2 separate regions of the Homo sapiens genome follow, and region 1 is linked to region 2. Evidence: read pairs that join two places in POLR2A ChIA-PET (ENCODE). Cell type or tissue: Panc1. All regions are shown on one strand. Links, peaks and the distances in the headings refer to the core of each region. The heading gives the core; the rest is flanking DNA. Region 1 holds the start of LOC124903315 (a long non-coding RNA gene). Region 2 holds the start of FRMD6-AS2 (FRMD6 antisense RNA 2).

Region 1 (12,061 bases), core at 1,833-9,832, 310 kb after region 2:
GGCAGGGCTCCCCTCTTAAGCCATTCCCAGAAAATAAGGAGAGGACTCAGACCCAACAGAATTAACACAGGAAAGACAGAACATTTGAGGGCCCAGATGTCCTTCTCTTCATCCAGGCTCTCAACACATGGAATACCGAAACCTTTTCCAGCCCCTTTCTCACAATCACCTGGAGATGCTGGTTTAAAGATGCCAATTCCAGGATTCCACCCTAGACCTATTGAATCAGAATCTCTGGGGGTGATCTGAGGAACCTGTGTTTTTAACAAGCTCTCCACCAAAAACAAATGCTTGTTTTTAACAAGGATTGGAGATTTTTTAACAAACATCTCCAACGCTGATACCTGCTACTCTGAAACGTCTTGACTCTTAAGTCACGGCCCAGCCTATGATGTTCAGAGGCTGACCATCAGTTTAGGCCATGCCAGGCCCATGAGGTAGGGGAATTTCATGGAACTCAATGAGACTCCATTCAACCTGACCTTTTTTTTTGCATTTTTAAATTAGAGTATAACAGTCACCACCAGTGGCGAATGGCCTGGATAGCTGCCCCTGCAGCCTCCCCCAGTCTTATCCATATCACAGTCTGGAGATCTCTGACCCCGTCAGAGGGAGAGGAAAACTCAATGATTGGGACCTGGTTTCTGTCACTTAAAAAAAAAAAAAAAAAAAAAAAACAAAGTTCAAAGTTCCAGATTGAACCTGGGTGGCACAGGAATGCAGGGGCTTTTCTTTGTTTATTTTGAGGAAGAGCAGGGACACATTGGCAACCAAATCCCAAAACCAAGACGGAATCACAAAGCCATTTCCCGGGTGTCTTGTTGCTCAAGAATCTCCCTCTCCCTTGTTGCTGGGTCTAGACGCAGCCTCCTGTTAAGGCAGAATACTTACTCACTAAAAGTTCCCATTTTACGTCTAGGAGGGGCCAAGGACCAAGTCACAACAAATCCAAAATGCTCAACAGTGGTTAATGGATGCTTTCATTCTTTAAAATATGGGCACTTTTAGGAAATATATAACAACCAGAATACCTCTCCCTACCACCACCAAAATGCACACAGTGCTCAGGACTGTTTATATAATTTCAAGTGTACACGGGTTCCCTGTAGCCTATCCATGGAACGCTGGCGATGGGGCCCAGATTAAGAACGATCATAAACATATTGAAGAATTAAAAACCTGAAATGTCTAGAAAGGTTTATCCACACCTGAGGAAATTCAAGGTGGGGATGGGATGGGATGGATGAGGACACAAGCTTGAAAATATTCTCTTTACTCATGTCTTGATTGTTAATAGAAATCTGGCAGAAATAAAATAGATATATGCAATATTTGTTTCTGGTCCTTTTATTAATCTGAAGTAATTTTGTTATTTTAGGGACATTAAAAATTCATCATACAGAATTTAATATACTCATAAAATAATCATGCTTCATAAATTTAAAGGTATAATCTTGGAGATGATTAAATATTTACTAGTTGAATTTACTTTAAAACGTTTTATATTTGTTGTAGGGTGCTGAAACTGCTAGGCTTTTTTAAAATCTAGGGTTAGTTTTTGCTGGTTTATAAGAAGCATTCCAAAACTGCAAATTCTTTCTTTAAATAAAGAACTGTACTCTTTTTTAAAAAAATCCATTGTCCATCTCACATTCACATGTCTAGAAGGAGGACAGGTCCTGGACACTTGCTCTATTCCTCCACACTCTTGAGACCTGTCCTATCTCCTGTGTGTTCTGAGTCATTAGGGCAAGTAGCACCACAGGCACATAGTCCCTGATCGGCCATGTGCCGACCTCTGTACTGATTCTCAAAAGACTAAGCCCACCAGCAAAAGAGGCACTAGGTCTGTCTGCCTTTTCTTTTAAAAATGGTAGTAACTCCCTGAATGTTATAAGCTTACATTTGTACCATTTTCCATTGATCCTAAGACACACCTTATGAGTCACCAGGAGCAACACCATCCTTTAGACGACATGATACACTGCTTTAACTATAGTTATCCAGTCATGCAAGCCTCTGATTGCTTTGACGTTTCTTTCATTCATCCAAGATGTGCCAGCAGTTTCTGCTGTCACTCGACTGGGCTTGTGATGGTCAATCCTTCTGTGAAACTCATTAACAGTTTCTTCTACTTAAGGGATGGCTCTTCCTCTCTTAGGCTCCAGAAAGCAGTTCGGTTGTTACTTTGCAAAAATTATGCACTATTGTGTTCATTCCTCCAACCATGCGTATCTGCTTCACTAATATCAAATTAAAGTCCTGCTGCTCTGTTTCTACGCCTTTTTGCACACAAGGTAATTTTTCATTTTAATGTCAAATCATAGTATAATTTTTTGAGGATCTTCTAAACGCAATTAAATTCAACACCTATACCATCAACAATGCATCCAATTCAATTGACATGATGACAGTGTGAACTGCCATGATATTATTAACGACTGTATCTCCACAGAGCCTGACCAACACCATGAGCTGATCCCCAGAGATGTTAGGATGTGACAGATGTGCATTCTGGAATCAATTAAATAGGGCTCCCACACTGTAACCCTGTGCTCTTGTCTTAATGTCTGGCTGACCCGTGGTCATAACTAAAATGAAGAGGAAAATAATTCCAACTAAGAATAGGATAATGATGAATCAAATAGTCCTTTCACTTCCTGCAATGTTCTGACTCCTTTCCGTTACGTGTCTTAAAGTGAGGGACTCAGAGCTATCTTTCTTACCTACTCACCAACAGTATGTCATGTTAGTTTGCTGTGATCTTAATGACAATATCCTGCTACATCTCTTTTTCCTCCCTCAATCTGTCTCTTTTTCTCCGCTAATAACATGGAAGGGGAACCAACTCTTATTTCATCTAGCTACACTAATACTACAACTTTGAGTTTACAAATTTCCTTCCTCTCATTTTTTAATCACAATTCCCCATAATAACTTTATTGAGTAGTAGAGAGGGGGAGAGACTATGAATTTGTGGATGATGTAACTGGGACAAAAAAGAGTTGGTAGGAAAACCAATATTAGCACTTAGCCTCCCAAACTTGAGTATCTTGTTCTCTGTTGTTCTGTTTTGTTTTGTTTTTTTGAGAAGGAGTCTCGCTCTGTTGCCCAGGCTGGAGTGCAGTGGCTGATTTCGGCTCACTGCAAGCTCCGCCTCCCGGGTTCATGGCATTCTCCTGCCTCAGCCTCTGGAGTAGATGGGACTACAGGCACCCGCCACCACGCCTGGCTAATCTTTTTGTATTTTTAGTAGAGACGGGGTTTCACTGCATTAGCCAGGATGGTCAATCTCCTGACCTCGTGATCCGCCCACCTTGGCCTCCCAAAGTGCTGGGATAATAGGCATGAGCCACTGCGCCAGGCCTGTTCTCTGATTTTAAGACCCCTTTGGGAAGAGCCATCCCACAAACAGAAGAAACTGTTAATGAGATCCCCAAAAGAATCTCTCATCACAAGCTAACCTTCTGGATGGGAGGAATGTATGTGGATTCCTAAAAGTTGAAGGCTGCTTCTATATGTTCAGTTTAGTAAGTACTCCTATAAAGACAGTACACAAGGCTTGCCAGGCAGGGTACTGTCGGGTATTCCGGGAGGAAAGTCATTGCTCCAGCCTCCTCTGCCTCATAATCTAGAGCCGTTCTCAATTCCGGGATGGGGGAAGAGGCAGGGAGGGGGCACTTCATCTTGTGAATCAGCTTACATTTACAGGCCCCAGAAAATTGTTCCAGATCCCTCCCTGAAAACACACACACACATGCAGGATATTGCAAGTCATTTCTTGGGATTGATACAGCTCCTGGACATTAGAGGAGTAGCTCACGTCTGTACCCCATAACATTGAGCCACGAAACTCACACAGATGAGCTTTTTCTCATGGTTAGTCCCACCCAAGTACAAAGAGACCAAGCCAGTCAAATAGTTTCAGGAGGAAGCAATAGCCTCCCTTGGTGTTCAGGTTTTCTTGATTAACATCTGTCAAAGAAATTCCTTGATCCTTCCTTCAGACCTGGTGTTTTGTGAGGCCTTCTTTCCTGGCAGGGTTGATGGTGAATATCCTCCAGAATGCACAGCAGGCCAGGGCACTTTTGAATAATCCACGGCCCTCCCTGAGGGGCCCGCCCATGATACCTCCTGCTCCCTGCATACCCCACCCTGTGCTCCACTTGTCTCTTCACAGCCCCTGGCCAAGATGCTGGAGCCTCAGATTGCCTTCTGAGCCCTCAGAAAGCAGTGCTCCTCTTAAAGAGGTCAGGGGACCCCACTCTGCCAGAAAAATCTCTGGCCAGGGCTATGGCTGCAGAGTTTCTGGCATCTGTGAGTTGGCGAGTGGTCAGGGAGTTTCCAGTCTTTTACAACTCTCGAAAAGCAACCTGATTTTTCATTTGAAGTCAGGATGTTGAAGTGTCCCTGAATCGCTGGGGACTGACATCTGGGATCGGAGCCTTGTCTTGCTGGAGCCAGAGTCTCCGTATCACTTAAGGACACAGAAATCCTGGTTTCTTTCCCACATTAACTTGTGAATACAAATATGAAGCTTTTTATAAGATTCCCCACATCCTGTCTTAGAAAAGGAGACAGAGTTCCAGTTCTAGAGCCACAAAGGATCTGTTGAAACTCTGGCATTGCAGCCACTTTCTTGTTTATTATTCTTCTTCTCTGGATGTCAGTGTTTCAAGGCCCTGCAGGGGAAGCTCAGATGTGGCCTCACTTAAATTATTACTACTATGAATTATAATATATAGTGCTTTTTAGTTAAAAGAGTTTTTACTGTTATTATTATTTTAACCTAATCTTCATCTGACCTCCCCAGTAATTCCATAGTGTATCAGCTGCGGTCCCAGCATGGATCAGATGGCCATTCAAAGAGTTTAATTGAAAATTGTTTAAAGAAGGGACTATTTACAGAGATGGATCAGTCAGAGTCCAATCAGGAAAACAAAAACTGTGCTGATTATTTTAATAAGGTGAATTAAATATAAAGAAAGGATTGGAGATCTTTATATGAAGTATCTAAAGTAGTCAATTCGTAGAGACAGAGAGTAGAATGGTGGTCATCAGGGGCTGGGGGACGGGCAATGGGGATCTGTTTCAAGGGCAGAGAGGTTCGGTTTTGTAAGATGAAAAAGTTCTGGAGATTAGATGCAAAACAATGTGAAGCTACTTAACACCACTGAACTGTGCACTTAAAAAGGTTAGGATGGTAACATTTATGTGTTTTTCACAATAAAAAGAAAAAAAGAAAGGGGTTGGAGATCTGAATATGTGAAAGGAATCATAAAAGTAACACAGAAAAGCAACTGTGAAGGACAGGCTAGCACCACTCGGGCCAGGAAACAAAGGGAAGAGCTTAGTGTTGTCACCCAGAAGCTCGGAGCAGGGCAGCAGATGTGGGTCTGAGGCCTCTGAAGAGGGGCTGCCCGGTTATTACAGGTCCTTGAGAGCAAGCACAAGGACGGCCCTGAGAGTGCCAGAAAAACACGGGAGGCTGCATCCCAAGGCTGCTGTAGGAAGGATGGCTGCTGAGGATAGTCTAAGGGGAAGCACAAGCAAAAGGAGGAATGGGTCCCTGCTCCTCCCTCCAGTCTTGCAGGCTCCCCACAGCACCCTATATTGGCAGAACCGACAGAGAGCTGCTGACAAAGAGGGATGTCTTTTGGAACATCACAGCCCAGTACCAAAAAGCAGGGCATAAAAAAGGGTGGTGAGGAGCTGAGCAATATCAGCTTAGTAATGGGCAGGGTAAAGGGAATGGTAAAACAATCAGCAACCAGGAACAGCAGGAAGCAATTATTGCCCCTAAGTCTAAGGGGCAAGAAGAAGGGATGATGTTATGGGAACCTTGTCAGGGCCATTAGGGACATGGCTGTGGGAGAGGGGCTGCCCAGCAGGATCTGTGGCCATCTGCTTAAACCCCAGCCAAGCAAGGAGGGAAGGGGGCAGAGATGGGGGAAGAAACCCCCTGACTTCTTTCTCTCTCCCTACCGGCTGGTCACCATAGCTTAAGAAGGAATGTTTAACATATATTTAATCAAAATGGGACCTACTAATATGCCTTTATCTGCATCTTCATCTCCCCATCTAAAGATAATAGTGACAATAAAACTGAAATCCCTCTAAGTTAATATACTTCAATTCATTCCTTCTCAACAGTTTAGCAGTAACTTGGCATGAACAAAATTTGCTTTTAAGCATGAAAAATTGGTGATTTTTACCAAATTTATTGAAAGCCTAACGTGCCATTAAAAGACTTGGAACTGATTTTTACAAACACTAGGAATATAAAAAGCAGAATAAATGTTTATCACCTGCTTCTCTTGCTCATTGTTGAAAAATTGCTTTGGATTCAAGTTCTCTAAAATGGGAATGATCATAATACACATCACACAGGATTGTAGTAAGGATGAAATGAGAAAAAAACAGGTGAAAGCACTGTGGAAAGGGGGGGTTTTATTTTCTGTTACCTTCAGCTTTCCCTGGATCTGGGTGTTCTTTAAAGCAGGGGTCCCCAACTCCCAGGCCATGGACCAGCGCTGGTCCATGGTCTGTTGGAAACCAGGCCGCACAGCAGGAAATGAGGGGCAAGCCAGCAAAGCTTCATCTGTATTTACAGCCACTCTCCATTGCTCATATTACCACCTGAGCTCCGCCTCCTGTCAGATCAGCTGCAACATTAGATTCTCACAGAAGCATGAACCCTATTGTCAACTGCGCATGTGAGGAATCCAGGTTGCATGCTCCTTAGAAGAATCAAATGCCTGATAACCTAAGGTGGTGATGCTAGTGCTGTGTAGTGGCTGCAAATACAGATTAACATTGGCAGGGAGGTTTGACTGCACAGAGACCATAATAAATCAATTACTTGCAGACTCCTATCAAATCAGTGAGTGGCAAGTGACAAGCTACATCTGGTGGCAGACTTTATAGCAACAAGTGAGTTGATGTCCTTCAATTGTACAACTGCATCTGGTGGCCTTAAAAGCACATTTGAGACAACTTCAAATCTCCGTATCTTTTGGATTAAAGTCAAGTTGGAATGTCCTGAGATTGCCATAAAAGCACTGAAAATCCTCCTTCCATTTCCAACTTTCTATCATTGTGAAGCAGGGTTTTCTGCAGTGACAGCAACCCAAACGAGATTATGGAGTAGACTGGACATAACCAACACACTTTGGGTGTCACTATCTCCCATCATTCCCAGATGGGACCATCTAGTGGTAGGAAACAAGCTCAGAGCTCCCACTGATTCTACATTATGGTGAGGTGTATAATTATTTGATCATATATATTACAACGCAATAATAATAGAAATAAAGTACACAATAAATGTAATGCACTTGAATCACCCCAAAACCATCCCCAACTCTGGTTCATGGAAAAACTGTTTTCCACAAAACTGGTCCCTAGTACCAAAAAGGTTGGGGATCATTGCTTTAAAGTACCACCATCACAATCACCATCATAATCACTGCCATCATCACCATCTTCATCATCACTATCATCATCATTACCTCCATCAGCACCATCATCATCATTATCATTATCCTCATCACTAACATTACCTTTTTTCCAGGCCCTATATTTCTTTGCCCTCAGGGCCTTCAAAATTTTATGGAGCAAAAAACCCTCTTGGAGGGAAATAAGAGATGAGATTTGGAGTCAGAAGAGTTGCGTTGGAATGCTGGGTTTGCCATTGACTAACTGTAGGATCCTTCTGAGTTTCCCAGTTTTCTCATCTGTTAAACAGAAATACCTACCTACCTCTGTTGATTATTTTCCCTTTGCCCCTCCAAATCCATTCTCTGCCCTCCCTTTGCCATCTTATTTTGTATCTTGTAAGGATGACTTTTACAGACCAAATCACCTAGGCTCCCTTGTATGTGTATATGTTTGTAGGAATATTGATAGAGGGCTGGAAATATACATATCAAGCTTAAGTTATCTGATTTAAGAAAGCAGTAGTGGTGGCTGGGCACAGTTTGTTGCTATTTTATGAGCAACAAAGTGTAATTCCAGCACTTTGGGAGGCCTGAGGTCAGGAGTTCAAGACCAGCCTGGCCAACATGGCAAAACCCCGTCTCTACTAAAAATACAAAAAAATCAGCTGGGAATGCTGGCACGTGCCTGTAATCCCAGCTACTCAGGAGGCTGAGGCAGGAGAATCACTTGAACCTGGGGAGCGGAGTTTGCAGTGAGCTGAGATCATGTCACTGCACTCCAGCCTAGGTGACAGAGCAAGACTCTGTCACAAAAAAAAAAAAAAAAAAAAAAAAAAAAAAAGCAGTCATGGTGATAGTGGTAGAAAGATTAGGTATGGAAAAAAGATGAGCAAAATGAAAAATATTTACATGTGAAAATATTCTGCTGAGCAAAAAAACTGAGACACAAAATCATAACTATGTCTGATGTCATTTGTGTGACATTCTAGAAAATGCAAACTAATCTGTAGTGACAGAAAGCATATCAGTGGTTGCCTGGGGCCAAAAATGGAAGGAGAGATTAACCATAGTAGGGTATGAGGGAACTTTCTGGGGTAATAAAACTATTTGGTGTCTTGATTTTGGTAATAGTTACAAGATGAATACATTTGTAAAACCTCAACCACTTGTACAATCATTTGTACTAGTTTATTATTATATGTAAATTATACTCAGTAAAGTTGATCTGAAAAATACTTGGGCTAGGAGCAGTGGCTCACACCTGTAACCCTAGCACTTTGGGAGGCTGAAATAAGAGGACTGCTTCAGACCAGGAGTTCAATACCAGCCTGGGCAACACAGTGAGACCCTGTTTCTACAAAAATTTTTAAAAATTAGCTGGGCGTGGTGGCACACACTTGTACTTCTAGCTTACTTGGGGGGCTGGGGTGGGAGGATTGCTTGAGCCTGGGAGGGTCAAGGCTGCAGTGAGCCATCATCATGCCACTGCATTCTAGTCTAGGTAACAAAGTAAGACCCTGTCTCCAAAAAAAAACTCATGGCATAATATAAATGGAAGAGATATATAATAGAATTCTAGCAGTAATATTACTGTAAGTCTGTACAACCTAAATGTACACACAAGGACTAAAAGGTACATGGACCAATGAATACATCAGCTTGGTGCACAGATGCCTGCTATTTTATGAGCAACAAACAAAAAAGAAATGAGCTGAAGAAGGCTCCTGAAGACAGCAATGCCTACCCAGCAATGCCAAACTCAATGTAAGGTTGCCCTTTACAGAAATATGGTATGGGAGTACCGAAAGCAACAAGAGGAAATAAAACTGTCTATAGGATCCTGATGGGGGTCTCATTTTACAATAAAAAGAGCTTTATGCAATGGACTCGAGTTATAATGAAGCTTAAAGGGAGAAAGAGAGTGGTCTCAATGCCACTGTGGCCAAATAAGATTCCTAAATTGCTTTCCAAAGATCAATTTCTTATTTTGTAAGCAAAAAATAACACTAGCCTTCAAATGCCAACTTTTCAAGACCCCAACTTCTACTGTGAAATATTCCCAAAGACATGGGAAGAAACATCTATTGATTCAAACATAAAAGGTGTTTGGCTCATCAGCCCTGTGCTAATGGTTCAAGAAATTTAAAACAACATAATTAACTCCCTGAATTTATGGAACTAAGCAGAGCCCATCCTCTTTATGTCAGACCAGTGGCCCTCATCCTGGCCCCAGATGCATCTTCAGAACTTTTAAAAGTACAGATTCCTGAAAACAACCTTTGGAGTTTATGACTTAGGTCTAATGTTGAGAACCCTCTGCTAGGCACTCACCTTGGTATTTTTATGCACTCCAAGCATTCCAACATAGCCCTTGGAGCACCTGCCATTTTCTGGCATAAAAGTTCTGTGGTATTCTTTCTGTACTCTCCCCAACTCTATGGCCCGAAGATTTTAAAGATATGCAAAGCATCTTCCATTCCCAGCTGAGACTGGACACACCTGAAATAGGTAAAAGTGACAGAAAGACTGGATGGTATGGAACACTCTTCCAAGTTTCCAGGAAAAGGGCTCAATCTGAAACATAATTATTTCATTTCTTCCTTTCTACTTCCTAAGCATTGATGGTTCAGTTAACAAATGGTACCTGAGAAGCAGTGTTAGCACCTTGATGCAATGAAAGTACAAGGAAATGAGACGACCTCCTGACCTGCTTTTGACACCCCCACATATGCCTGCCTCGAGATCTTGGCTTCTCAAGGGCATGAAAAATCAGCTCCCCATTCATTTCTTTTAAAAAAAGTTTATTTCCTGCTTCCTATGTACAAGCCCTGTTCTAGGCACTGGGGACACAGTAGTGAGTGAAACACAAAAGTTTCCTTCTATTGTTGGCTTACAGTCCAGTTAAAAGAGACAAGTAAAAAACAACAACAAAAAATAGTGTCAAATTATGATTTCAATGCAAGAAATTAAAAATATGTTGTTAAAAAGAGTGAAGGGGCCAGGCGTGGTGGCTCATACCTGTAATCCCAGCACTTTGGGAGGCCAAGGTGGGCAGGTCACAAGGTCAGGATTTTGAGACCAGCCTGGCCAATATGGTGAAACCTCATCTTTACTAAAAATACAAAAAAAAATTAGCCAGGCATGGTGGCATGCACCTGTAGTCCCAGCTACTCGGGAGGCTGAGGCAGGATAATCACTTGAACCTGGAAGGCGGAGGTTGCAGCAAGCCAAGATCACGCCACTGCACTCCAGTCTGGGGGACAGAGGAAGACTCCATCTCGAAAAAAAAAAAAAAGGGTGAAGGCCAGAGTCACAGAAAGACAAACACTGCGTAATTCCACTATTTATATAAGGTATCTACAATAGTCAGACACATAGAAGCAGAGAGTAGAATGCTGGTTCCCAGGAGCTGCAGGGAGGGAAGGATGGGATAGGGAGTGTCTATTCAACAGGTATAAAGTTTCAGTTACGTGAGATAAGAAAGTTCTGGAGATCTGTGGTACAGTATTATGCCTATTATAAACAATGCTATATTGCACTGTTAAAAACTTGGCAAGAGGGTAGGTTTCACATTAAGTATTCCTACCACAATGAAAAAGATGTTAAATAAAATAAATAAATAAGTGAAGAGCATAAAGCAGGACATGGGAGTGGGCAGGGAGATGAGGAGGAGTCGGGGGGCCCTTTCTTCCCTCCCTTTACTCCTGCCTCAGAAGGTAACATCTGAGCTGAGCTCAAGGAAAAGAATGAACCAGCATGCAGAGAGCCTACAGAACGAGCAATGTGACAGCTGAGGCCTAATAGGAAGCAGAAGACACTCACAAGGGACGATGTGCAAAAGCGCAGGTAGAGCTTAATGAAACTAGCTACCCAGGGCTACCAAAAGTGGGGGGAACCATGAGCACCCCTGGCCTGCAGGGACAAAGGGAGGAGTGGCTACCAAAAGATGGAGAAGACCCCTGATAGGAGCTGTGGCCTTTGGTAAAGGGATGCAACCATCCTCAGGTAACTAGCCAGCAAGGAAGGAGCAGGGGTGGGGTGGTAAATACCCTGAATAAATATCTCCTCCTCATTCTCTCTGATCTCCTGCTAGTGCTTCCCATTGGCCAATTCCAACAGGAAGTCAGGAAGCAAGAGTGTTCATCGATGCAATTCACACCATCAGCCTACTGGCACACAGAACAAGATGAGAAAGACTGAAGATTAGGTCTAGAAGGGCAAATGGAAGGCATCAGCATAAACACCAAGTGCAAAAGCTTGCAATGGGAAATAGCACAGCCTGTTCAAGGAGTAGAGGGGCCACTGTGCTGGAGCTTCTTAGACAAGGTATAGGATGTGACAGACAGAAGACAGGACCCTGATCATGTGGGGCCTTTTATGCCATAGTGAGGTGCTGGTATTTAATTCTGTGCCCAACAGGAAGTTTTTTAGAAGGTTGGGATAGGACATAGAACCAGATCTCACTTTTAAAGACCACTTTGCCTGCTGTGTGTGTACTACAGTAGTGGTAAGGGTGGGGGCAGGAAGCAACCAGTGCAGCACTCACCCCAGAACTCACATGTGCAGAGAAATTACACTTCTGCTTCGCCTAGATCTGATCTATTCTTGCTTGCTAGCTCCTA
Region 2 (12,061 bases), core at 1,541-9,540:
TATCTTGAGATCACAGCTCGCATAGGCCATTACACTTCAACGATATAATCTCAGGACTGGAATATATTCACTTGTGCCAGTATTAAGAGTAAGCAGTGCTCACTTTGGTAGCACATATACTAAAATTGAAATGATACAGAGATTAGCATGGCCCCTGAGGAGGTTGGGAGTACAGAGGCGTGGAGAGGGCCTGGAAGAGTATAAAGGTGGAAAATGAACTCTTGGAGTAGTTAGTATTCCCTGGACAAGAAGATAGACAAGGAGGATGAAAAGAATATGGCACACTTCAGAGTTTCTAGTTGACGTTGTTCTACCCAAGGGATGCTCCTTGGCATCTGGTGGAAGAAATACAATGGGCCATAGAACTTTCTCTTCACCTCTTCCCATTCTCTTAAGCTCTTAGCATCTATTCCCCCAACTTATCATTAGTTTTTTTAGTGTTTCTTTTTATTTCTGGCCCAATTATATCCAATGATTTCTGCAAAACATGAAGATTTTAATAGTATTTTAGTAAGAATCTTCCTTCTTGCTGTGAATTCCTTCAAATAATAATCTTGAAAGCACACTAATAATAATAATGATAATAATCTGGAAAGCATAGTTTCCAGTTCAAGTAAGTAGCATTCCAAGTGATTGCTCAATGCCTTACTCCAAAGCGATTCCTTCCAACCCACCACAAGGCCAGAGCTCACTCTGGAATGTACTGTATCTTACACATCTTGGAATCTCCGGTGCTTTTCACGCAATGGGTGCTCAAAACTGTGGAACTATACTGTGAACTGTTGGAAAAATTTTCCTCCCAGACCTGCACCATCACACACATGCAGACATTCTGCCCCCACCCAGCAATCTAGCGGTCTCTCACTATTGCAAGTAGTAATGAAAGCTTCCTGACCAAATGACAAAGCCAGTGGCTCTTCTGAACTGCTCCATTTTCCATTATGCTCAGGATAGTTGGCATCTGTCTCCTCACTGCTCTGATACTCACTCCCTCACCTTCCTCTGCTCCTCACTCCATGTATTTCATCTTAGGGACTTTTTTTTTTTTTTTGTATCACAAGAGAAATTACCGTGGAAGGCAGGACATCGTATGGCAAATATTCTACATAAAATATGTTGAAAATTAGTCATTTTTTTAGTGCTTATGTGCCTGTCACCATGTGAGTTAGTTGTTTTCTATGTATGATTTTATTTAATGCTTGAAGAAGCCCTAAGAGGATGTTATTTTCCTTATTTGAGAACTCGGAAAACTGAGGTTCAGAGATAGCAAGCACTTCAGTCCAGGTTACGTAACTAGTGACTGGCAGTCTTGGTTTCTCAACCCCAGTGAGCAGTTTGATGCCAAGGCCCTTGCTCCACTGTCTCCCAGGAGAACATTTTTACCTTAGGGAAGGATGAAAAAATATCTAACATATTATAATTTTGTTCTATTTTTTTCTAACCATCTCTAGTATCAAAGGAAAGTTTTTCGTTATGTATTTTTCCTTTTTATAAAAGTAGTATTTGTTCACTGTAAACCATTCAAGAAATACAGAGAAGCAAAAAGAAGAAAAAAAAAATCACTTGCAATCCACCACTCAGATACAACATATCTGAAAGTTGGTATGGCTTTTTGATGATATTTTTGATTGAAACATTTTTTATGGGTTCATGTTGTATAAAGAGTTAAAACTGGAAACAGTTTTTATGCCACTTGTCTTAGTCCATTCAGGCAGTTATAACAAAGTATCATAAACTATGTGGCTTATAAACCATAGAAATTTTTTTCCTATAGTTCTGGGCGCTGGGAAGTCCAATATCAAGGTGCTGGCATATTCAGTGTCTGGTGAGGGCTGGAGTTCTGGTTGGTAGATGGTAGCTTCTTGCTGTATCCACATGTGGTGGAAGAGCTGGCTGGCTCTCTGGAGTCTCTTTTATAAGGGCACTAATCTCATTCATGAGGGCTCAGCCCTCTTGACTTAATCACTTCCTAAAAACCCCATCACCTAATACCTTGGGAGTTAGGATTTCAACACATGAATTTTGAGGTGATGCAAATATTTAGACCATAGCACCAATAAATTATTCCACAGCAATCAATTGTATAGCTATACCATAATTTCACCAGTACCACATGGTTAGCATGAAGTTTTGTTTCTTTGAATGTTAATAATATTGGGATAAACATCTCTGTAATTATCTCTGTATATTCTAATATTTTATGAAAGGGAAGAAATATTTTATAAGTGTTAAAAAACTGTTCACCCAAATGCATGAAAGTGAAAAAGAAACAAACACTTTGCTCTAAATCAGTAGTTGACAGGCTTTTCTTGTAAAGGGGCAGGTAGTAAATATTTTAGGCTTTTTGGGCCATACAGTCTCTGTCAAAACTACTCAGCCATGCCATCATAGCACAAAAGCAGCCATAGACAATCCATAAATGAATCAGCATGGCCATGTTTCAACAAAATTTTATTTATAGACCCTGAAATGTGATTCTCATATAATTTTCATGTGTCATAAAATAGTCTTCTTCTTTTGATTATTTTCTAATCATTTAGAAATGTGAAAACTACCTTTAGTCTGTGTGTCATACAAAAGCAAGTGACTGGTCCTTTCTTGCTCCAAATCATCCATTCATCCTTAGAGACATAAGCCTACATCTGTTTCTAGCCACAAAGTTATAGGATTGTGAGAATTCTCTTTCCAACCCTCCCTTCTCCTGGATTTACACACACACATACACGGACATACACTCCTGATTACCCCAAAGTCCTTTCCTAGTAAGCTGGCCACCCTCTCCCAGAGTTCCATATGTTCAAAAATTACTTCTATTTTCTTTAATTCTATTTCTTGGAGCATCTGATTATCTGACTGAATTAATTCACATTAAAGAGTGATTAGTGGGGATCAACTCTCCCTTTGAGAATTTCCATTTAAAAGAACATGTACCAGTGAGGCTAACGGAATGTTGGGGAAAACATTTTTGAGTGGCTGGATACCCAGCTCTTCATTTAGGAAGTTGATTTTGGTATTATAAGGCTTGCCAAGTAGGCTAAGATGACTTATCTACTGGTGCTTACAATCTAATCAGGGAGGCAGAACAACTGTGGTACAAGAAAAAATAAAAATTCAAATCAGAGGCTATTAACTGCCAAGAAAATGATAAAGAAATTAAATGACTAAATTATGATAAGGACAAAAATAATTGCTCAATGTTACCAAGCCTAGGCAGTCAGGGACATTTGTCTGCATGTTGGTAGACATAGGACCTTGCCTTCTTCCTCTCATGGATAATGGCTTCACAATATCCTCAGGGTCTTAAGCCTTTTATCCAGTTGAAGTCACTACTTCATGGTTTTACTTGTGCATAAATGATAAAAAGAAAAATAAAATTTAAACAACTTGAGCTTAGAGGGAGTTCTTGAGCCATTTACTAAATTTCTAGAGATTTGTAAAGCTCCAAACAAAATGCATTCATGAGTCCTTTAGCATATGACTGAACCTGGAAGTTTCACCACTAATTCCAAGGTAACCCTTGGACAGGCAAAGAGAAATAGGGCAATGGAGGGTTGATGTGACAGCATTTCCTGCAAAGGTATCCTCTCACCAGGTAGGCAAAGAAAGATAAGTTACCCAGACTTGAAATTGCAAGAGTCTTTTTTCCTAAAAATCACATCCTACACCCCTGGGGCAGTAAAACCCTTCTCTGAGGTCTCATAGAAAGGTGGTCTCGGGAAACTAAAACAAGCTTTGACCCAGGGGCTGCCAGCCAGCAGGTTTTCTCTTGTGGCAGTGTTTGCTTGCCATTCATCCAACCCTGACCAGAGGCTTCAAAAGCTGGAGCTCAGCTCTACCCAAAGCATAGTGGATGCTGGGGGACAGGTCTGCCCATGAAATGCCAGGAAACCCCAGAGCTAGGAGAGGTAGCTTAAAGGTCAACATCTGGGCATCAGGGTGCTTCTTAAAGCAAGTGGTGAAAAACACATCTTACCTCTATGTTCTAAAAATTGCTGCCCAAAAATCTTTGTCTTTAGTCACCCAATTTTCATTTCAAAGCCAAGTGCTAATAGGATATTAAAATAATATGCATATTACTAACCCAGGCTATGGGCAACTGCTGCTTGCTGCAAGCCCTTGACATTGCCTCCCTGTATCTAACCATGGTTCTGCTTAGTCTGGCTTCCTGCCTTTGGCAATGGCCAGGGTTTGATTGTTCAGAGAAAGGCAAATTGCCTAGTTAATTAAAATCTGTACTTTTAAAAACATTTTTCTCTTATATTGCCAGGCGAAGTTAAATGGGTACAACTTTCTTTTGAAAAGGCCAAAAATAAATTCTGGGCTTAAACATTGTAGATGAAATTGCTGCCTTAAATTCTAAGTTGCAGAAAAATAAAGGCTTATCATGAAAATTGTTATTTAGCTGTAACTGTGGGGGTGTAGGTACAAAGGGATTATTAACCTCCTTTATAAATGGGTATGTCAGGAACTTTGAAGGAAGACCCAGAGTTTAGTGGCCAAATGCCAGTGTGTGTTAAATATTCACAGTGAACTCTTCTCCCTTTGGTAATTGTAATTCTACGTCTGTTTCTAGCCTTTCTCACCTTGGTTATAGCACTCTGCTAGGGTCACATGGATTTCCAAAATCAACTGCAAGGGAGTATTCTGAATTCCTGTTGATAAATAAATTATGTTCCAATTACTGGTGCTTTTCTGAAATGTTACTCAATGAAGGGAAAAAAATTAAGCTCCTGAGCTCAGCATATCTTATTTTGCTATCGACCGTATTTCTGTGTCTGTGTTCAAGTAACTAACTCCTCTTGGCAACTCAAAGGAGAGCTTTAGGTAAACAAGTCAAACTATCTTCTTGTTTATACCTTTTTTGGAGAAAAAGTGAGAGTGCTGTAATTTTAAAAAAATTAGAACAGTAACAATGTCATCTTGAATTTACAAAGTGCAGGAGTTCTCAGATCTGTGATTTCAAGTCTTCCAACAACTCTTTTTGGGTGGGAGTAGTCAGGAGTCTGTGCTGTGGTTGAAGCCCAGGTTGGCCGTCGGGAGCTGAAATAGAGGCCAGGACTCCTGGCTCCCCGTCCAGACTCTGAGGACCCAGGAGCCTCCATGGGTACACTCAGAGGCCACACTAGATGCAAAAAGAACCATTTACAGAGAAGTGAGAGGTTCTCAAAGGTATGTGTTTCAGCATTTAACAAGGAATTTTACCTGGGGGGTGGTATTCATTCAGAACCTGGCTACAAAGCTTGAAGAAAAAAGAGCCAGAACTAAGGAAACCTGTGCCTGCCTTAGAAAGGCAATGAGAAGTCTGTTTGTGTCTTTTGCCCACTTTTTAATGAGGTTAATTGCTTTTTGCTTGTTCAATTGTTTAGGTTTCTCATGAATTCTAGATATTAGACCTTTGCTGGATATATAGCTTGCAAATATTTTCTCCCATTTCATAGGTTGTCTGTTTACTCTGTTGATTGTTTCTTTTGTTGTGCAGAAGTTCTTCAGTTTAATTAGGTCCTATTTGCCAATTTTTGTTTTTGTTGCAATTGCTTTTGAGAACTTAGTCATAAATTCTTTCCCAAGGTCAATGCCCAGAATGGTGTCTCCTAAGTTTTCTTCTGGAATTCTTATACTTTGTGGCCTTATGTTTAAATCTTTAATCCATCTTGAGTTAATTTTTGTATATGGTGAAAGGGAGGGGATCAGTTTCATTCTTCTGCATATGGATAGCTAGCTATCCCAGCACCATTTATTGAATAAGAAGTCCTTTTCCCATTGCTTATTTTTGTCAACTTTGTTGAAGATCAGATGACATATAAGCAGCCAACAAACATAGAAAAAATGCTCAACATCATAATAATCAGAGAAATGCAAAGCAAAACCACAATGAAATACCACCTCACACCAGTCAGAATGGCTATTACTAAAAAAAAAAAAAAAAAAAAAAAAAAAGACAGATACTGGCAAGGCTGCTGAGAAAAGTGAATGCTTATACACTGCTGGTGGGAATGTAAATTAGTCCAGCCACCGTGGAAAGCAGTTTGGAGATTTCTTAAAGAACTTAAAACAGAGCTACATTTGACCCTGTAATACCATTACTGGGTATTTATCCAAAAGAAAATAAATCATTTTACCAAAAAGACACATGCACTTGTATGTTCAGTGCAGCACTATTCACAATAGCAAAGACAGAATTAACCTAGGTGCCCATCAGCAGTGGATTGGATAAAGAAAATGTGTTATATATACACCATGGAATACTACACAGCCATAAGAATAATGAAATAATGTTATTTGAGAAACATGGATGCAACCTAAGTGAAGTAACCCAGAGATAGAAAACCAAATACCACATGTTCTCACTGATAAGTGGGAGCTAAACACTGGGTACTCATGGACATAAAGATGGCGGCAGTAGACCCTGGAGGCCACAAGAATGGGGAGAGAGGGAAGGAGACAAGGGCTGAAAAACTACCTATTGGGTACTGTGCTCACTACCTGGGTGATGGGATCATTCATATCTCAAACCTTAGCATCACACAATATGCCTACTTAACAAACTTGTACATGTACCCCATGAATCTAAACTAAAAGTTAAAATTATTTTAGAAAGAAGAAAGGCAATGACATGCAACAATAAGCAGTCAGACTGATATTCACCCCATACCCTGACAACTCCCTTCATTTATTCTCAATCACACTTGGGGTGCTTCTGCAGGAAGGGAATGGAGGAGGTTTGGCTCTTGGGACCACTTTCTGTGTCTGTGATTATAGATTATAATGTTAATTTCTGGTTTGGTTTTTTGGGGGCTAGGGGGAGAAATTAGTTTTCTTTAATTTTTTCTCCTCTCTGGAGCAAAGCTGTTTTTCTCTCATTCTTTTTAAATAATTTCATTGTCAATGAAAACACAAAAGACAGTTGAAAGCAATTCAAAATAGGGAATTTTCCACTGGGGAGAAATCAGGGAATAGCATAAAATGGCTTCTTGCCCTTTTCTTCAAATTCCATATTCATATTAACAGCAAAAATGGATGGTTGGGGGGCAGCCGTCTGCATCTGTTTTGAATCATCCTTGTTTCCAGGCCTCAGTCTCTTCCCACACTTCTCCAAACTGTCATCAGGTTTAATGGCAAGGCAGCCTTGGGCGCTGCACTCCACCCTCAGAGACCAGTCAGAACTCTCAGTGGCCCTGAGTGCTAGACCTTGGAATTGGAACCATCTTAGAGATCATCTGGTCTTGGAATTTCTTTACCCCCTTCTTTAATAACTTGGATTGAACATTTATAGAACACTTACTATGCACCAAGGAATGTTTTAAGTAGTTTGTATATATTAGCTCATTCATTCATCACACAGCCCTATCAAGTAGGCACCATTATCCCCACTTACAGATGAAAAACTGGGGCACAGAGAAGCTGAGTCATTGACCAGGATGGCCTTCTACAGGGTGGCAGAGCTGCCTTTCCTCGTTACACATTCTGCATTCCAGCCAAACGTGCTGTAGGCTCTAGGTCTCCATCTTAGGCCTCTGCTCACTCCTGTTCCTTTTGCCTGGAAAGCCTCCACATCTGGTCCCTCCCCTAAACTCTGCATTGTCCAAATCCTATATAGCCTTCAAAATGAAGGGCGGATGCTGTCTCCTCCAGGGAGCGACTCCTAATTGCCTTTAGCTAGGGTCAATCTCCTTATGCTGAAATAGCGAAGTACTTCCATTGTACTGTGTGGCATGTGCCATATTCTGCCCTGCATTCTAGTTATGTATGCATATATTTCATTTTTTTAAACATAAGATAAGCTCTCTATGGTAGAATGCATGTGTGATGATCTCCCAGCTCCCATATCACCTAGTGCATTCTGTGGCACACATTAGATAATGTCTGTTGCTGTATTTACCACATGGTACAAAAAATGTGTGAATGATTATGCACATCATAGGTAACATTGCTTCATGAGCAAATGCCCTCTTTGACACATTGCAATCAGGCTCCTATAAAATTGCATATTTATAAAATGAATATTTACATGTGTTAGTTAAATGCGATGCAGTTTTTCCTAAGTGGGGAGGCATCTGTGTGATGTATAAACTTGCAACAACAGAGCAGCAGATCTGAGGACCCCACGTATACATGCGGGGTGCTGTCTGCCTTGGATGAGCTGGTCATTGCATGGCTTCTCTGAATGCTCTTGTGTGAAAGACAGCTTTTCTCTTGAGTCTCTACACTATCATTGCTCTTTCTGGGCCCATGAACTTTTGAACCAGGCGGTGGGGCTCTGCTCAGAGTAACTCTCACCCACCAATGTGTCCACATTGCAAGTGGTATTCACAGGCCACAGAAGCGTCACTGCTTAACCATGAGCCTTGAGACTCAGCCACAGCTCAGGCCACCACCCTCAGGATGCAAAACACTTCCTCCCATACATAAAGCTACACAAAGTCATTATTGATGACACTCAGCCACATGGGTAAACTTACGAAGGAGTACACTTTTTCTAATTTTCATGTAAGTATCAGAGAAACAATCAGGCAGAGAGAGCAATGAACACAAAATATTTTGATATGATCATTTGACAGGGTCTTAGATAGTAGGTATCAGCTTATAATAGAATTTAAATCACCTCCCAACCTCAGGCTTACACGGTTCACAGTGCAATACTCCCTGAAATCAGTAATGTGAGGGTGCTTGATTCTGGCTACGTATCAGATTTCCTGTGGAATTTCACACATACCCATACACACACACACACACACACACACACACACCAGGCTCTCCTCTTGGAAATTCCACAATTCCAAAAAACTGCATAGTTCATTCTGATGTGAAGCATGGGTTGAGAATTACTGTGACCAAATGAGACACAAAAATAATAGGTCACTCAGTCCCAGGCTGTGTCTTTTGCTGTTGCTGCTTTTTAATCAAAAAGGCTAGAGAGGCATCTCAGTGGGAACATTAGTTCTGCAAGTGACAAGACTTATAATATTTCATAACTATAGAAAACAGCGGGTGGCTATGATTTCAACAGCAGAAGTAAAACATTTTTCCATAAGCACAAACCAAAATATGTAAAACCCTACATACCCCAAAGAAGAGGAAAAATAAATTCAAGATTGTGAAACTTATATTCTGTTTACATTAGAATACCATTAATTAATTATCGACAATAGTTTAGTTTTAAAATAAAACCAGAATGGAGAAGACTCATTATTGCCTGAGACTCTAAGGAAGGCAAACTGTTGTTTACTGAAAAATTTCATGAACCATAGTCTATAGCCATATGGAAAAGCTAGTACATTATATTTTACAGCATGTAATTGATCTACAATATTATCTTCAATTCATCCTCATTAATTGGCTTTTCCATGAAACAGAAGGGCTTCCCCTTGCCATCTTTGATTTGGCAGATGTGGCTGGATTTCATGCTGTCAGGGTTCACCCTATGTACTCCCCTATAAATGTTCTTTTTCTTTCTGACACTTCACTCACTCCAGAGATGAGCCTTCACACTGTTAACAATACTTTCATATCCCTGTCTGCCCTGGAAGTAGATTTTGGTCTCTACCTTTCCAACATAATCAAAGTTTACCAGTCCCATGTTCCTTGATTTCAGAGTATCCTGTTTCCCAGACTCTGTTAAGGAAATGCTAAAGTGTTTTGTAGAATAATCTGAGAAAATGGGATCTAATAACAAAATACATCATATTTCCAGGGTACAGATTTGAGTTCAAAGGGATCTTCTGTCAATAATGCCTTAGCCTAAAAGTGGTACTCTGAAAGTCAGAATTCCAGGCACTCAGAGTTAGGGGACTGATGCAGCTTTGGCAAGACGGGTCGCTCTCAAATCACATTGCTTAAGCATCTACTTAGTCCACCTATTCCAAGAGTTTTGGCTCATTGGTCCATGTGGTCTCCTAGCACAGAACGGGATGAGAACTACAGGCTCCCTCCTTTGGTGTCTAGCACAATCCAGGACTCCCTACCCCTTCCGTTGAGGCTGAGTATCCAGGGTTAACCCAACAGCTCATCATTCTTTATTTCTCTTCTATGCAAGTTCTGATAATTTTCCTGAAGGCACCATCTCCAAAGGAAGGAACGAATATCCAAAGCAGCCAATTTTGCTCTTGCTTAACAATTCTGGCCAGAGTCTTGCCACCGGTAAATAACAGGGACTCTTCCTGCTTTATTTCCCATTTCCAAGCACAGTGGGGAGTTGGGTCCCTGGGGTGGACAAGGGTTAACCCATGTACTCATGGCCGGGTGTGGTGGCTCATGCCTGTAATCCCAGCACTTTGGGAGGCCAAGGCAGGTGGATCGCCTAAGGTCAAGAGTTCTAGACCAGCCTCACCAACATAGTGAAACCCCATCTCTACTAAAATACAAAAATTAGCCAGGCGTGGTGGCTCACACCTGTAATCTCAGCACTTTGGGAGGCCGAGGCGGGTGGATCACTTGAGGTCGGGAGTTCGAGACCAGCCAGACCAACATGGAGAAACCCCATCTCTACCAAAAAATATAAAATTAGCCGGGCGTGGTGGCACATGCCTCTAATCCCAGCTACTGGGGAGGCTGAGGCAGGAGTATCACTTGAACCTGGGAGGCAGAGGTTGCCGTGAGCCAAGATCGCACCATTGCACTCCAGCCTGGGCAACAAGAGTGAAACTCCGTCTCAAAAAAATAAATAAATAAATAAATAAATAAATAAATAAAAATAAAATACAAAAATTAGCTGGGCGTGGTGGTGCACACCTGTAATCCCAGTTACTTGGAAGGCTGAGGCAGGAGAATTGCTTGAACCCAGGAGGTGGAGTTTACAGTGAGCCGAGATCGCGCCACTGCACTCCAGTCAGGGTGACAGAGCAAGACTTCATCTCAAAAACAAACAAACAAAACATGTACTCATTTCTTGTTCTTAGTAAATCTCTGGAGGGGGTATAAGAAATGTCGTGAGTTCATCTAGGTTCCATCAGTAATTCACTGTGGCATTCCCATTTCACACACCCTGTTCTGTTGTCCCTCTGAGTATATCTGTAAATGCCAAGCCGTTTGGTCTTACTTTTGCTTCAGAAAGTAGGGGGATTCTATTCTTGGAAAGGAGAAATGAAAATTTTGTAGAGTTGGGGGTGTGGTTCATATATATATACATATATATGTGTGTGTGTGTATGTATATATAGATATATGTGTGTATTTATATATACACATAACATATTTCAAATTGCCATCTTCAATTTTGTACTTACTATATCAAAGTAGTCTGGTATCCAGAAACGGGAGTCAGGGTTTACCTAGATTATTCTCTTTGAGAATGAAGCCCACGAACTCCAGCAGAGAAGACAGAATCAAAACAGCTGGATTCGTCATTAGAAAGCACAAGTTCACCCCTGTCTGGCACAGTCATGTGCTCACTACAGTCTCACAAGGCTGAGGGCAGAGGATGCGAAGCAAGACCATTCAGAGGCACAGGAATATACGTGCAGCAGCCAACTGTCTGCTGGTACAACACAGCTTGCTCTGCTGACATTCATTTTTCTGTTGTCACAGGTACAATTTAGTAATCTGGCAAGTAAGTTTTTATTTTAAAAGCTGTGAGAGGGGAGCTAAAAATTCTAGATATATTTTGAAATTAGGATTTATTTGTCTTTGCTTCCACTTATTCACATTCTTCAGGAAAGGGTGAATGTAAAATCCAAGAAGAAGGTCAGCATGTTTCTTTGGCTGCATTAGAGGCTACATTACAAATACCCTCTCTTTGTCAGAAGGGAAATCTGGAGCTGTTCGCTGGGGCAGTGTTATAGAGTCCCTTGCCTACTCTCCTCACCCACATGACTTCCCTCTGCAGGTGCAGATATGTTAACATCCCATCAGTTACACCGAGGACCCTGCAATGAAATGCAGCTCATCAGGATGCCATAAAAAATAAGAAGGTGGTTTAGGTAAAAACTACGAAAGGCATTGTTTACTAAACTGAGTGACAAAATAACATCACATAACCATCAGCTCTGCCTATATCCCTTTCCTCCCACATCAAAGACTGAGCTGACTCAGATAGGGAAGCCTTAAAAATAGGTGCTACAATGAGG

Evidence for each region. Peaks named below come from ENCODE experiments on the same cell type or tissue, not always from the same donor. Only the 100,000 strongest peaks of a DNase experiment are listed, where the experiment ranks them.
Region 1: POLR2A ChIA-PET joins it to region 2 with 14 read pairs; 3 of 35 experiments call an interaction of 5 or more read pairs at or near these places.

The regions. Positions count from the first base shown.
Region 1 is chr14:51,285,773-51,297,833 of GRCh38, reverse strand. LOC124903315 (a long non-coding RNA gene) reads right to left here and starts at 10,403. Exons shown (of 2, transcript XR_007064164.1): 1 at 9,771-10,403; 2 at 1,332-4,682. In Panc1, for the core only: CTCF peaks have their summits at 6,976 and 7,198 (motif pointing left); no DNase peak of the experiment used is centred there.
Region 2 is chr14:51,592,935-51,604,995 of GRCh38, reverse strand. It overlaps FRMD6-AS2 (FRMD6 antisense RNA 2), which reads left to right and starts at 5,044. Exons shown (of 3, transcript NR_051990.1): 1 at 5,044-5,169. It also overlaps a transcript of FRMD6 not described here and the pseudogene LOC124903415. In Panc1, for the core only: no CTCF peak of the experiment used is centred there; no DNase peak of the experiment used is centred there.